4 separate regions of the Homo sapiens genome follow, and all the other regions are linked to region 3. A link is a contact called in ENCODE Hi-C or POLR2A ChIA-PET data. All regions are on one chromosome and are shown on one strand. The core of a region is the stretch at or near the end of the contact, and the rest is flanking DNA. Distances in the headings are between cores, read along the strand shown. Region 1 holds the start of ZNF823 (zinc finger protein 823). Region 2 holds the start of ZNF763 (zinc finger protein 763). Region 3 holds the start of ZNF564 (zinc finger protein 564). Region 4 holds the start of ZNF491 (zinc finger protein 491).

Evidence for each region. A loop is a pair of places that touch in the nucleus more often than their neighbours do. ChIA-PET counts read pairs that join two places held with the same protein, here RNA polymerase II (POLR2A). Pooled maps may share reads with other maps.
Region 1: a loop to region 3 is called in a map of ascending aorta, with 13 times the contacts of the local background. The contact joins the promoter of ZNF823 here to the promoter of ZNF564 in region 3. A Hi-C loop is called at or near these places in 1 of 168 maps with a recorded cell type or tissue (ascending aorta) and 10 of 50 pooled maps. POLR2A ChIA-PET finds 5 or more read pairs at or near these places in 2 of 52 experiments (CD8-positive, alpha-beta memory T cell and activated T-cell).
Region 2: a map of B cell shows a loop between it and region 3 (8-fold over the local background). The contact joins the promoter of ZNF763 here to the promoter of ZNF564 in region 3. A Hi-C loop is called at or near these places in 1 of 168 maps with a recorded cell type or tissue (B cell), 4 of 37 single-sample maps with no recorded cell type and 10 of 50 pooled maps. POLR2A ChIA-PET finds 5 or more read pairs at or near these places in 1 of 52 experiments (GM12878).
Region 4: a loop to region 3 is called in a pooled map, with 7 times the contacts of the local background. The contact joins the promoter of ZNF491 here to the promoter of ZNF564 in region 3. A Hi-C loop is called at or near these places in 1 of 37 single-sample maps with no recorded cell type and 5 of 50 pooled maps.

The regions. Positions count from the first base shown.
Region 1 is chr19:11,737,345-11,740,704 of GRCh38, reverse strand. ZNF823 (zinc finger protein 823) reads left to right here and starts at 1,759. Exons shown (of 4, transcript NM_001080493.4): 1 at 1,759-1,888. The coding sequence starts at 1,886. RefSeq lists silencers at 1,581-1,775, 2,036-2,185 and enhancers at 1,786-1,865, 2,256-2,385.
Region 2 is chr19:11,963,158-11,966,485 of GRCh38, reverse strand. ZNF763 (zinc finger protein 763) reads right to left here and starts at 1,446. Exons shown (of 4, transcript NM_001367172.2): 1 at 1,275-1,446. The coding sequence starts at 1,277. It also overlaps a transcript of ZNF69 not described here. RefSeq lists a silencer at 1,027-1,226 and enhancers at 1,378-1,672, 1,365-2,318.
Region 3 is chr19:12,549,248-12,552,814 of GRCh38, reverse strand. ZNF564 (zinc finger protein 564) reads left to right here and starts at 1,333. Exons shown (of 4, transcript NM_144976.4): 1 at 1,333-1,485. The coding sequence starts at 1,483. It overlaps LINC02926 (long intergenic non-protein coding RNA 2926), which reads right to left and starts at 1,089. Exons shown (of 2, transcript NR_187485.1): 1 at 1-1,089. RefSeq lists enhancers at 1-282, 1,066-1,360, 1,426-1,535, 2,194-2,696 and a silencer at 1,766-1,845.
Region 4 is chr19:11,796,491-11,800,121 of GRCh38, reverse strand. It overlaps ZNF491 (zinc finger protein 491), which reads right to left and starts at 1,599. Exons shown (of 3, transcript NM_152356.4): 1 at 1,395-1,599. RefSeq lists enhancers at 1,338-1,497, 1,508-1,607, 1,833-2,344 and a silencer at 2,438-2,607.

The sequences.
Region 1 (3,360 bases), core at 510-3,009, 810 kb after region 3:
AACTACTTACTTGTTGCCATTTGTAAAAATATACAGAATCTGTATATAAACCCCTGACAATCAGTTAGTTTGATACATTGTGCCCTCTTTTAATATGTGTGGAAACAAATAAATAGAACATTGTTCCAGGAGCAGTTAATGTGAGGAGTGAGGGGTGGAGCATTTCATAAAATAGTAGTTTATCCTTCAGAGAGCAGTTTCTAGCATAATAGACTGTGGGAGTGTGTGTGTGTGTGTCTGTGTGTGTGCTTATTATTTTTTTTTAAGGAAACAGTATCATTTATGCATTAGGTTATACTCAGACGTCATTTTTTTCATTCATTTTCTAAACGTGCCCATTTGTCCTGGCAGAAAATGCTATAGTTTCTAGAAGTTGATTGAAGATTTCATTTCATCTATTGACATCTCATGTTCAGCTCCTTTCTATTTAGCCATGGCTACCAGCTTCTAGTTCATAACGCTTTTTTTTTTTTTTTTTTGAGATGGAGTTTTTTTTTTTCCTCGCTCTGTTGCCCAGGCTGGAGTGCAGTGGTGTGATGTCGGCTCACTGCAACCTCTGCCTGCCGGGTTCAAGCGATACTCCTGCCTCAGCTTCCTGAGGAGCCGGGATTACAGGAGCGTGCCACCACACCCGGCTAATTTTGCGTTTTTAGTAGAAACGGGGTTTCATCATGTTTGTCAGGCTGGTCTCAAACTCCCGACCTCAGGTGATCCACCCGCCTCAGCCTCCCAAAGTGCTGGGATTACAGGCGTGAGCCACCGCGCCCGGCCATAACGCTTTTAAGTCTAGTATTTTTACTTCATAAACATATGGAGAAAGGCTAATGTTTTCAAATTCAAAGTGTGATGTCTTGGCTTTTGATTGGAGCGTTTAATTCATTAACATTTAATGGCATAAGGAGGGAGCATTTCCACGCTGTGCAGAGGGGACAGGTATTTTGAGACCTCAGAGTAAAATTCTTAATTGTCCCTCCCTTATCACCAGCTTCTGATCCACCCCGGAGCTCCATTTTAGGAATCATTGCCTGGCTTCCCAGCTTGGGGATATGTTTGACCTCCTGAAAGGGGGTCTGCTTGTGAACTGTGAGTGCAGTAGGCTGCTTCTCTGAGCTTGTTCAAGTTTTTGCTTTTCTTCTCTTTTGATTCTTTATGAAATATTGCTGCCATATAATTCCAGTTTTTCCACATACTCAACTATTTTATTTTGTTGTCCTGTTTTTATCTTCTGGGCTGAAAATGAGTAGATTGAGAGATAAGGTGAGGGAAAGGCTTGGCAACGTCGCCAACAGCCTCATCCCAAATTCCTGATCCCTGGAGGACATCAGGCCCTCCCTCCTGCTGCAGGGTGGCCTGTGTGCCCCGGGCTCCCCTCCTGCTCCGAGGTCCGGGAATGGCTCCACTGGACAGGGAGCCTGGAATTCCCTGCACACACTTGTGAGTCCCTGTCCAGGAGGAAAAAGCAGGAAGAACCCACTGAATACAATCAGGAAATTCTAAAATGCAAACGTCACTTCGGGAGGGGTCAGGTCACTCCGTTGGGAGGAAGCCCGCCTTGCCAAGGGTCGTGCCTGGAACCTGTTCATCCGGCTCCACTCAGCACTGTGAGATCGCTTCTTCTGTCAATCAGCCACCAAGGGGCGGGACCTGGAGCACTATCCAATCAGGGATGAGGGGGCGGGGATTGTGAGAACTGTCAATCAGGCACGCTGCAGGGAGGAGGGTGCGACGTTCAAAGAGCCCGCGGAGTCTTCTCCACGCCCCTGCGCTCTGAGTCCTGGCTCTGGCGCTGAGAGAGAGACGCCCTGGAAGGTCTGTATCAGCGTCTGTCGCGCTGGGACCCACACTGGCTTTTAAGGAGGACACCCGGACACCTGGAAGCTGGGAAATGGTGAGTGTGCGGGGCCCGGCGTCCCGAGGCAAAGAAGGGGCAGGTTGGAACCGGCCGGAACCGACCGTGAGGGGACCCGGGCCTCGCCCTGGGCGACTCCGGGGTCTGCAAATCCCAGTGCCCCTGGCGCAGCTCTGCCCTTGGTCCCCTGGGCCGCAAGATGGGGCTGGGGCGGCAGCCGGGACCCCGGGCGTCCTGTCCCGTCCCTGCTCGGCCGCTGCGGCCCCGGCCCCGGCGCCCTCTCTGGGCAGCTCCGCGCCCGCAGCTCCGCGTCTCCCCAGATTGTGCAGTTGTAACCGGCACAGGTTCACGGCCCGAGTCACTGCACCGAGACGCCGAAGGCTGCAGCAGAAACAGTTTAATGGGGGAGAGGGGAGGACACCCCAGATCCGCCTCCCTGAGAGGTTTGGGGATGGGGTGTTTAGAGGTGTGGACAGGGACGGCTGGAGTGTGGGGTCGCTGGTTGGTGGAGAAGTGAGAGGTGACTCCTGGGACTGGAGGTGAAGAAACCGCATTCTGCTGAGTGGGTTCCCTTGTGGGGTCTTCAGCCTGGTTGGCGCCAGCCTTTCCGCTGCAATTCAGGATCCGAGAAAGAACTGAGGCGACCCGTGAGCAACTCTCAAGAGATCTTATCCCCGGGCACGATGAGGAAGCCGGCGGTCAGCGTCTGCTGTGACCTGACTCTCAGGGAGGCGGCCCCGTGAGGCAGCGGGGCTGAGGGCACCTGGTTAATATCTAACTGCAATCTCGCCTCCAGCCTGGCTCGCAGTTCCTGTGAACCCGGTGAGGACGCTGCACGGTGACAACGGAGGGTCACCAGGCAGAATCCAGACTCGTGTGTGTGGGCTTTGTGCTTTGGAAGAGAAGCTGTGATCTGTGGGTTCCCCAGTCCCTTCTTTCTTCCCAAAGGTGACCGGTTTCCCTCCGAGTCTTCCAAAGATGTGGGCAGCAGGGTCTCAAATCCACCACCCTATCCCCTCATCCTAACTCCTCCTAGGGCTGGCAGCAAATCTCTTGGTTTTCAGAGCCTTCCCCAGGCTAACTGTCTCTCATCAATTCCCAGCAACTTTATGAACTCTTTGTCCCTCAGGCAATATTTCAAACAGAGGCATTATTTTAATTGTCACTTTCTTTTCACATAGCAATGTATGGCTCTTTTTAAAAGATGTGTTTTTGTGTTTGTGAACATTTCACATGTGAGGAAGCAAAGAATAACCACTTGACTCCAGTGTGAAAAAAAAAAAAAAAAAAAAAAAGCCGGGCGCGGTGGCTCACGCCTGTAATCCCAGCACTTTGGGAGGCTAAGGCTGGCGGATCACCTGAGGTCGGGAGTTCGAGACCAGCCTGACCAACATGGAGGAACTCCGTCTCTACTAAAAATACAAAATTAGCCGGGGTGGTGGCTCATGCCTGTAATCCCAGCTACTTGGGAGGCTGAGGGAGGAGAATTGCTTGAACCCGGTAGGCGGAGG
Region 2 (3,328 bases), core at 197-2,696, 590 kb after region 3:
AGGAGAATTGCTTGAACCCAGAAGGCAAAGGCTGCTGTGAGCCGAGATCCAGCCATTGCACTCCAGCCTGGGCGACAGAAGGAGATTCTGTCTCAAACAAAAACAAAAACAAACAAAGTACCTTCCCAGTTAAGTGAAGTGACTGGCTCTTGGCCAAGGGAACCCCCAAAAAACCCTGAAAATTGAGTGCCTCTGTATGACAGGATGGCAGGTGAGACAGGTCTCCTTATACCCTCTCCCTTTAGGAGTTTACATGCAGCAACTGACGCACATTCATGTAAAAACAGACATTATCTGACTGGAAAAACAGACTCCTTGTGGCAAGAAGATACCAAATTACAAACAAGACCTAAGGCCACGCAAGGTAAGGGTAAGTCATGCCTTGGAATTCATAAAATCTCGAGAAACAGGTCTGTTTTTTGGCTGGGATGGAATCAAGTGGCAGATAACAGACCCCCTTCCTTCAGCATTCCTTCCTACCTCCTCCAAACTTTAGACAAACTTCACACTCTCAATCAACTGCCACCTACAGAATCCCTCAACCACCTGTGCCTTCTAACCCCCCTTCCACAGGTCCCGCCCTTTCTGCCAATGGAACTTACACCTTCCAGGCACTGATTCATGATTTTCCCTGCAATTCCTGTCTCTCTGAAATGAATAAAACCAAATTGTCTTGAGCCGCCTCGGGACCACTCACTATAGGCTTCTTGGGGTTGTGTTTCCCTTGCCAAGGTCTCTCCTATTTGGCTACGAATAAACTTTATTTTACATTGTTTGGCTTTTTCAGTTGACAAACCACAAGCCAGGACTGGGTGGTTCTCATTACTGAATTGCTGTTTGCTCAAATGAACTCTTTAATTGTTAATGTACTTCAGTTTAATTTTTAACAGGAGAAAGTGGGAACTGGGGGCCCCACAGACCACTGCTCCTCCCACGCACGAACCCTACACACGAGTCAGGATTTCCCCCATGACCCTCTCGTGGCTTCCGCATAATCTGGGGAGACGCGGGGCTGCGGGCGCGGAACTGCCCAGAGAGGGCTCCGGGGCGGGGCCGCAGTCACCGCGCAGGGACAGGACAGGACACCCGGGGTCCCGGCTGCCAGCCCAGCCCCATCCAGCGGCCGAGGGGACCGAGGGCCGAGCAGCTCCAGGAGGACTCGGTCCCAGACCCTGGAGTCGCCCGCAGGGAGGCCCGGGTCCCGCCGCAGCCGGTTCCGGCCGGTTCCAGGCAGCCTCTACCCCGTCTCGGGACAACCGGCTATGCACACGCACCATTTCCTGGCTTTCAGATGTCCTGGGGTCCTCTCTACAGCTCCTGTGACTACAGAAGGGCACAGCGCAGGAGACAGAGCGATAGAAACCTGGGTAGAGGTACCAGGTCCCTCTCGGGGATGGATACAGCGGATATCAACCACCGGCTGCGCAAGGACAAAGGTGAGGACAGGAATGCGACCCACTCTGTGCCTGGATAAACAATGGGCAGGGCCCTGCCCCGGCACCTCTGATTGGATGGAATGCTAGGCCCCGCCCCTCACTTCTGAGTGACAGCGGAAGCCTTGGGTATCAGGCCCGGCAGAGCCAGACTGACTTGACGGATTCTAGCCACAGCTTCTCTAAGGGCGAGGTGCTTCCTGTACTCTGATTATTGGATATTTGCATTTCAGCCAGACTTGCTACAGATATAAGAGAACACTAGCGTCTTCCTCACTCAAGGGATTTTCCCCGCTCCTTCGTTCTGCACGGGGTCACAGGAGTGTGCAGGGAATTTCAGACTCAGTGTCCATAGGAGCCATCTGCTGGCCTCAGAGCAGCAGGGGAACCGAGACCAGGCCAGGCACGACTGCATCAGGAGAGGCACATGTCCTTGAGCGGGCCGGAATTGGGAATGAGGCATGGCCAAGCCTTGCTCACACACCCCCATCCCCTCCTCACAGTGTGAAAATGCTCCCTGCTTCCAGATCTTCATTTTCACCAGCAGGAAACTCTCACCTGGGGTTAATTTAACCTTCTGACCTAAATAAACTGTCAACTTCATGAACCCTTTATCCAGGTGTCGCCCCCAAACAATTCTGTCTCTAGCCTGATATTCACACATTCTCTTTATATATACAAACAACTCTGCCTCCAGCGACCCCATGCGTGTCAAACCCCAAACCCTGCCCAGAAGACAGCCCCAGGCTCCAGAGGTACAACACCAGAAAGGACAGAACCCCACAAAGGCGTCTGCACGTCTCTTCTGCTTTCCAGGGCTCTGCAGCTTCTCGGAATCCACACTCCTTCTGGAGCTGCTCTGAGCGGCTGGAGGCCACTTGTAGGGGAGGGCGGGCTGCCCGGGAAGACCCCAGGGAATCTCTCTTTCTCTTCCTTTGCAGGATCCACACTGGCCTCGGCGTGGAGTCACTGGCCTGGGGCTCTGCTGCCCCCTGCAGGTTATTCAGCTACTTCTCACCCGACTGATCAGTTCCATGAGACAAACACCCTCAAACCCCTGCTCTCCTCCTATGTTTATGTATAAAATGGGCGAGGAAAATTCTAAGATAACTTAAGTGCATTTAAAAGACTTTCAGATCGCGGTGGAGGTGGCAGCTGAGGGTCCCCTGATCAGTGACACTGCAGCAACTCCAGGCCTGGAGAGAGGGTGGAGAGCTGGAGCTGGATGTGGACAGGTGGAGGGAGCTACTCTGGGAACTGGGCTCTACAGCAGCGCGGATCTAGGGCCCGGAGCCCGGGAGAGCAGAGATGGGGGCTCCCGGGACAGGACGCTTGGGGAGAAGAGAGTCGGGCGGTTTCCATGGGACGGGGGTGCTGTGGCAGCTGGTGTGGGCCTGTGGCTATCATAACTAAGCCCGATTGGGACGTGAAAACTTGGATTCCGTGGGAATTTATGAAGAGGAAGGCTCTGATGACAAAGAAGTCATTGATGAGGAGGGGGAAGAGAGTCACCGGCAAGCTCACCCCCTTATGGAAAGAAAAGTGAACGCTCAACCACTGCTGCAAAATGGGGTCAAAGGATGAGAGTATCACTGTGAGGGAATAAACTGCTGCATAACTCTGAGAGATTGCAAAAACCTTTCAACAACAGCCTGGGAGGCCGGATACCATGGCTCACGCCTGTAATCCCAACATTTTGGGAGGCCAAAGTGGGAGGAGCACTTGAAGACAGAAGTTGGAGATCACCCTGAGCAGTGAAGTGAGACCCTCCCAACTCCATACATCTTTGTTTAGAATTAGCCTGGAGAGGTGGTGTGTACCTATAGTCTCAGCTAGTCAGGAGGCTGAGGCAGGAGGATCACTTGAGCCTCAAAGTTTGAGGCTGCTGTGAGCTA
Region 3 (3,567 bases), core at 84-2,583:
TCGCTGAGTCAGGCTGTAATTTGTATACATGAAGAAAATCTGTGAGGGTCAGACTCAGTGAAAAACTTGTTTGCATTGTCCCCTGGAGAAAAGGTTTGGGAACATGACAATTTATTTAGGTCACGACTTTACATTGACTCCGGGTGAGAGTTTCCTGCTGGTACAAATGAAGGTTTTGAAGGAAAGAGTGTTTCCACACTGTGAGGAGAGGACTGGAGGGCACCTTGAGCTCCCAAAGTTGAATTCTTAAGTGTCCCTGTCTCATCACCAGGTTCTGATCCACACTGGGGTTCCATTTCAGCAGTTAGAGTCTGGGTCCCAAGCTTGGGATTATTTTATTTTATATTTCATTTCTTCATTTCATTATTTCATTTCATTTCATATTTCATTTTTTAGTCTCGCTCTGTCGCCCAGGCTGGAGTGCAATGGCGCTATCTCGGCTCACTGCAACTTCCCCCTCCCAGGTTCAAGCGATTCTCGTACCTCAGCTTCCCGAGTTGCTGGGATTACAGGCACCTGCCACCACGCCTGGCTAATTTTTGTATTTTTAGTAGAGATGGGGTTTCACCATGTTGGTTAGGCTGGTCTTGAACTCCTGACCTTAAGCAATTTTCTCACCTTGGCCTTCCAAAGTTCTGGGATTACAGGCGTGAGCCACCGCGCCCGGCGCTTGGGAATATTTTTAACGTTATGATTGTGGGTTTTCCTTGTGAACTGCGGGTGAAGCAGGCTGCTTGTCTGAGCTAGTTCAAATGTTTGCTTACTTCTCTTGGTTTCTTTATAGATGATCGCTGTCATAAAAACTCCAGTTTTTCCTATACATTTAATACTTTTATTTCTTTGTCCGTTTTAATTTTCTTGCCTGAAAGAAGCAAGCCCTCCTCCCTCCTGTTACACTGTGGTCTGGCCTGGCCTGGGCGCGCCTCCTACTCCGAGGCCAGGGGATGGCTCCACTGGACGCCGAGTCTGTCATTCCCTGTGCACACTTGTGACTCTGTGTCCGGGAGGAAAAGGCAGGAAGGGCACCCTGAGTGCAGAAACACGCCAGTGTCACCTCTGCAGAGCCTGAAACACTTTCTGCTTAAATGCAAATATCCTCCCCGGCACAGAAGGTTACAGAAGGAGGAAGCCCGGCCCGCGAAGGGCAGTGGCCAAGACCCTGTCAATCTGTCTTTACTCAGCCACATACCGCATTGCTTCTCCTGTCACTCAGTACCAAGGGGGCAGGACTTGAATCATCACCCAATCAGGGGCACTGGGGCGGGAACCTGCAAACCATCCAATCAGGAACTCTGCAAGGGGGACAGGGGCAATGTTCAACAACTCCGCGGGGTCTTCCTGTTTCGTGTCCGCTGCGTTTGGGTTCCGGTCTCCGCTTCTCCAGTGGCCCCGGTGGCTCCACCGCAGCGTCTGGCGCGCTGGGACCTGCACAGGCCGGAGAGAGCCGTAGGCAGGACCCCGGGACACCCTGGAAGCCAGGAAATGGTGCGTGTGCGGGGCCGGGCGCCTGGAGACTGGGGGAGGGGCTTGTGGGAACCGGCCGGAACCGGCTGTGGAAGCACCCTGGCCTCCCTGCAGCGACTCCAGGGTCTGGGACCCGAGTTCCCTGGCGCAGCTCGGCCCTCTGTCCCCTCGGCCGCAGGGTGGGTTGGGCCGTAGCCAGTACCCCAGGCGTCCTGTCCCGTCCCTGCGCGGCGACTGCGGCCTCGGCCTCGGAGCCCTGTCTGGGCAGCTCCGCGCCCGCAGCCCCGCCTCTCTCCAGATTGTTTGTACTGGGACACGGGAGGGTCATAAGGCGGAATCCCGTCTCGGGTGTGCGGTTCGTGCATGGGAAGAGCTGTGGGCTGTGGCCTTCCCAGTACATCGTCTTTTTTTCCGGGGGACTGGTCTTCCTCCGAGTCTTCCAAACGTACTGGAAAAAGAATCTCAAACCTACGACTCCCGTTTTTTTTAGCCTAGCTTTTTCTGGGGCTGGAAATAAATGCCTAAATTTCCGGTTCCTTCCCCGCATTCCCAAAGGTGACCTCCCCTCGCCAAATCAACATTATCAGCTGTTTTTTGTTTGACATTTAAGACACAGTATTTTAGTTGTTTATAGTTTCTTTCACCATACTCTTTTGAAAGGATTTGTTTTCTGTTTGTTGTTTTTTTTTTCTTTTCAGACAGAGTTTCGCTCTGTCGCCCAGGCTGGAGTGCAGTGGGAAGATCTCAGCTCACTGCAACCTTCGCCTTCCGGGTTCAAGCAATTCTCCTGCCTCAGCCTCCTGAGTAACTGGGATTACAGGCATGCGCCGCCACGACCGGCTACTTTTTGTATTTTTGGTAGAAACTGGGTTTCTCCATGTTGGCCAGGTTGGTCTCAAACTCCAGACCTCAGGTGATCCGCTCACCTCCGCCTCCCAAAATGCTGGTATTACAGACGTGAGCCACCGCGCCCGGCCTCTTGTTTGTGTACTTGTAACCTGAGAGGGAAACGGAGAATAAGAACCTGACACTCTACGGTAAAATTTTTTTTTTTTTTTGAGACAGAGTTTCGCTCTTATTGCCCAGGCTGGAGTGCAATGGCGCGATCTCAGCTCACTGCAACCTCCACCTCCTGGGTTCAAGCGATTCTCCTGCCTCAGCCTCCCGTGTAACTGGGATTACAGGCATGCGCCACCATGCCCGGCTAATTTTGTATTTTTAGTAGAGACAGGGTTTCTCCATGTTGGCCAGGCTGGTCTCGAACTCCCGACCTCAGGTGATCCGCCTGCCTCGGCCTCCCAAAGTGCTGGGATTACAGGCGTGAGCCACCGCGCCCGGCCGTGGTAAAAAAATTTTTGTGCTTCCCCTCCTTTTATCTTTCCTAAGCCCCGACGCCTAATCAGAATGTCTTTGGGTGGAGTTTCCCCTTTGGAAACTTTACAAGGTGATGTGGCCCTCTATCTTTTCCTGGTCCTGATTTTCAGAACTGCCTGGGCCTGACCCAGGATACCCACAGCTGCCACTTCTCTTGGAGGATCTAGTGATTATCAACCCCTGGGTCACTCCTCCCAGAGGACAGCTTAAGGTGTAGGGGTGGGGCCTCTCACGGGAGCAGCTGTATGCCCTGAGGTGGGAGGAGTCTCCCGGTATCCCCTTCCTCTGAAAAGTTTACCCTTTGGGACGCTCAGCTTTTCTTCCTCAACCCCAGTTTCCGTTCCTTAGGGACACATTGATGGTTACCCAATCTTAGGCTGTTACTGAGAGGAAAAGACACAAATGATTCCTGACCTCTGGATTGTTTTTAGTCTAGTGAAGGGAGGAAAACTATCTCAAAGGAGAAGGAAAACCTGCCCCATTGAAATGGTGCGAGAACCTGAAAGTTAAAATGCGCTTGGGGCAGAGTGAGCAGGGCACAATTCACTGTCTTCAGGGAGGTTGGTCACTGAGCACTCAGTGAGCCAGGGTGGGGCTGGGAGATGTCCTAGGGGATAGGGTGACCTCACCTGACATTGGAATCAGATAAATGTCTGTATTCCAGGTCAGCATTGCCTCTCCCTGGGTTTGTAAACCCTTGAAAAGGTTTATTTGCTTATTTGATCCTGT
Region 4 (3,631 bases), core at 350-2,849, 750 kb after region 3:
CGTTTGACAATCTCTTCCCTAATTCTTGACACTAAACCAACTTCCATCCTCTCCCTCACCTTGCCTATTAGCTGTAAATTCAATACTGTCGTTGATGCAGCCTTCACCTCCTGGGCTCAAGCAATTCTCCTGCCTCAGCCTCCAGACTAACTACAGAAGCGGCCATCATACCTGACTAATTTTTTTTTTTTTTAACAGAGTCTCGCTCTGTCGCCAGGCTGGAGTGCAGTGGCACCATCTCGGCTCACGCAACCTCCGCCTCCTGCGTTCAAGCGATTGTCTTGCCTCAGCCTCCCGAGTAGCCGGATTACAGGCACGTGCCACCACGCCCAGCTAATTTTTGTATTTTTGGTAGAGTCGGGGTTTCACCATGTTGGCCAGGATGGTCTCGAATTCCTGACCTCGTCATCCGCCCGCCTCGGCCTCCCAAAGTGCTGGGATTGTAGACGTGAGCCACCGCGCCCGGCCATACCCGACTAATTTTTTAAAATATTTTGTACAGACGGGGTCTCGCCATGTTGTCCACGCTGGCATCACCTTGCCTTACGCTGGAATGTTAAATATACTCTTTTAAATTGGAAAGGAAATGAAACCCAAATGTAAAGAAAAAAAAAAAAAAGCTCTATGGGGGCGGGGGGAGGGGGGCGGGCCAAACTCTGATTAAATTGTTGTGCCTCACAAACTAGCCTTGTATAAAAAACGTTGTAATCCTGTTAAATTTCTTGCCTATATAAGCAAGAACTTAAACTTTTAAATTTGAAACACTGAGCCCATTTCCGTGGATCCTGTGTTTTCCCAAATGGGCCATTCCCAGCTTCTTGCTTGAGTAAACTTTAAAAAACTGGAATCTGATTCTTTTATTTCAGGTTGACAAGTCCACATACGGCGACAGCATCACTGTAACTAATCAAGTATTTAATCCTGTTTGCCTCCTCATGCAACTTATAAAAGCCTTTTCTTCAATCACAAGCCATGACCGGGTGTTTCTCACTCGGAATCGCTGTTGCTCCAACAAACTCTTTAACTGTTAACAGAGCCTCAGTTTAATTTTTAGCAGAAGAAAGGCGGGACACATCCGACCCCCCATGACCCTCCCGTGGCCCCCGCACAATCTGGGAAGACGCCGGGCTGCGGGCGCGGAGCTGCCCAGAGAGGACTCCGGGGCCGGGGCCGCAGTCGCCGCGTAGGGACGGGACAGGACGCCCGGGGTCCCAGCTGCGGGCCCAGCCCCACCTGGCGGCCGAGCGGACCGAGGGCCAAGCCACGCCATGGGGGACGCGGGTCCCAATCGCCGGGGTCGCCCGAGCGGAGGCCTGGGTCCCGCCACAGCAGGATCCTGTTGGTTCCACCCAGCCCCTCTTCCACGTATCTGGACGCTAGGCCGGGCACTTTACCATTTCCCTGCTTCTTGGTGTCCCGGCGTCCTCTTTATGACTCCGGAGCAGGTCACAGCGCAGGTGACAGCGTCACAGGAGCCGTGGCGGAGGCACCTGGGGCCTCTCGGAGCAGCAAGGACTGGATGCAGAACGCAACGGACCCCAGCAACAAAGGAGTGCAGAGACTCTGAGTGCGGCCTTCTGCTTCCCCGGATTGACAGTTGGCAGGGCCCCGTCCCAGGGCCCCTGATTGGATGGGGTTCCAGGCTCCGCCCCTCAGCCCTGAGTGACAGGGTAAGCCCTGGGTAACGGAGCCCTGCAGAGCCCGGCTGATTAATCCTAGCTACAGCCTTTCTAAGGCTAAGCTCACTCCCTGCGCCCTGGTCGTTGGCTATCTGCATTTCAGCCAAACTTGCTACTTATTGTTAGAAGGGGCACTGTTAGCTTCCTCGATCTTTCAGAAATGTGTGCTGGGAATTCCAGACTCGGTGTTCAATGGAGTCATTCCTTTGCCTCATAGCAGGAAGGAAATCCAGGCCAGGCCAGGCCAGGCAAGACTGCACCAGGAGGGAGAGGCAGGTGTCCTCTACAGGGCGGGAATTGGGGATGAGACTTCCTCACACTCCCCCCGTCCCACCCCTGAATATGGAACCGCTTCCTCCCCCTAGACTTCATTTTCACCAGCAGAAGTTCTCACCTGGGGTCAGTTTAAGCTTCTAACCTAAGTAAACTATTACCTTCACAAACCCTTTCTCCAGGTGACATGTCAGACAAATCTTACTGAGCCTGATCTTCACAGATTATCTTTGTATGTACAAATTACAGTCTGTCGCCGGGACCCTTTGCACGTAAAAACCAAACACTGCCCCCGCAAAACGTCCCTAGGCTCTAGGTACAGCCCCAGTAAGGACAGAACCTCCCCCCAACCCCCCTACACAAAGTGCACCTGCACGTGAGTCTCCTGCTTTCCAGGGCTCTGTAGCTTCTCAGGATCCACATTCCTTCCGCAGCTGTTCTGAGCAGCTGGAGGCCACCTGCAGTAGAGGGCAGGCTGCCCGGGAAACACCCAGGGGAGCTCCCTTTCCCTCCCTTTGCCGGCTCCAGACTGGCCTCAGCAGGGTGTCACTGGCCTTAGGCTCTGCTGCCCCCTACAGGTTATTCACTTCATTGATCGGTTACCTGAGACAAACACCCTCAGTTCCACTGTACGTATGTATAAAGTGGGGAAGGAAAATTCTAAGATAATTGAAGTGAATTAAAAGACTTGCAGGCAGGGTGCGGGGGCTCACGCCTATAATCCCAACCCTTTTGGAGGCTGAAGCGGGAGGACTGCTTGAACCCAGGAGTTCATCATCCTGGAAAACGGAGCCACACCTCGTCTGTACTAAAAATTTAAAAATTAGCAGTGCGTGGTGTCCTGAACCTGTAGTCCCAGCTACTCGGGAGGCTGAGGTGGGAAGATCTTGAGCCCAGGAGTTTGAAGCTTCAGTGACCTATGATCTCGCCACTGTGCTTCAGCAAGAGTTGTGATAGTTGTATCAGATAAAATAGACTTTAAATAAAAAACAGTACAAAAAGACAAAGAAGATCATGAGATACTGATAACAGAATCAATTCAGCAAGATAATATAGTAATACTAAATATATATGCATCCAACATTGGAGAGGCCAAATTAATAAAGCAAATATTTCTAGACCTAAAGAAAGATATAGATAGCAATACAATAATAGTATGGGACTTCAGCACCTCACACACAGTAGTAGATATATCATCAAGACAGACAATCAACAAAAAAATTGGACTTAAGTTGGACTTTGGACCAAATGGAGCTAACAGACGTTTACAGAACCCAACAACTGCAGAATATACATTCTTCTCATCAGTACGTGAAACATTCTCCAAGGTAGACCATATGTTAGGCCACAAAACTAGTCTCGACAAATTTTAAAGTCAAAATCATTTCAAGCATCTTCTCAGACTGCTGAATAAAACTAAAAATCAATACCAAGAGGAACTTTGAAAACTGTATAAATACATGGAAATTAAACAATGTGCTCCTGAATGATCTCTGAGTCAAAGAAGAAATAAAAACAGAAAATAAAAATTTTGTTTGAAATGAACAAAAATGGCAACACAACATATCAAAACCTCTGGGATATAGGAAAAGTCATGCTAAGAGGGAAGTTTATAGAATTATATGCCTCTGTCAAAAAAGTAACAAATTAACAACCTAACATGGTACCCCATGGAACTA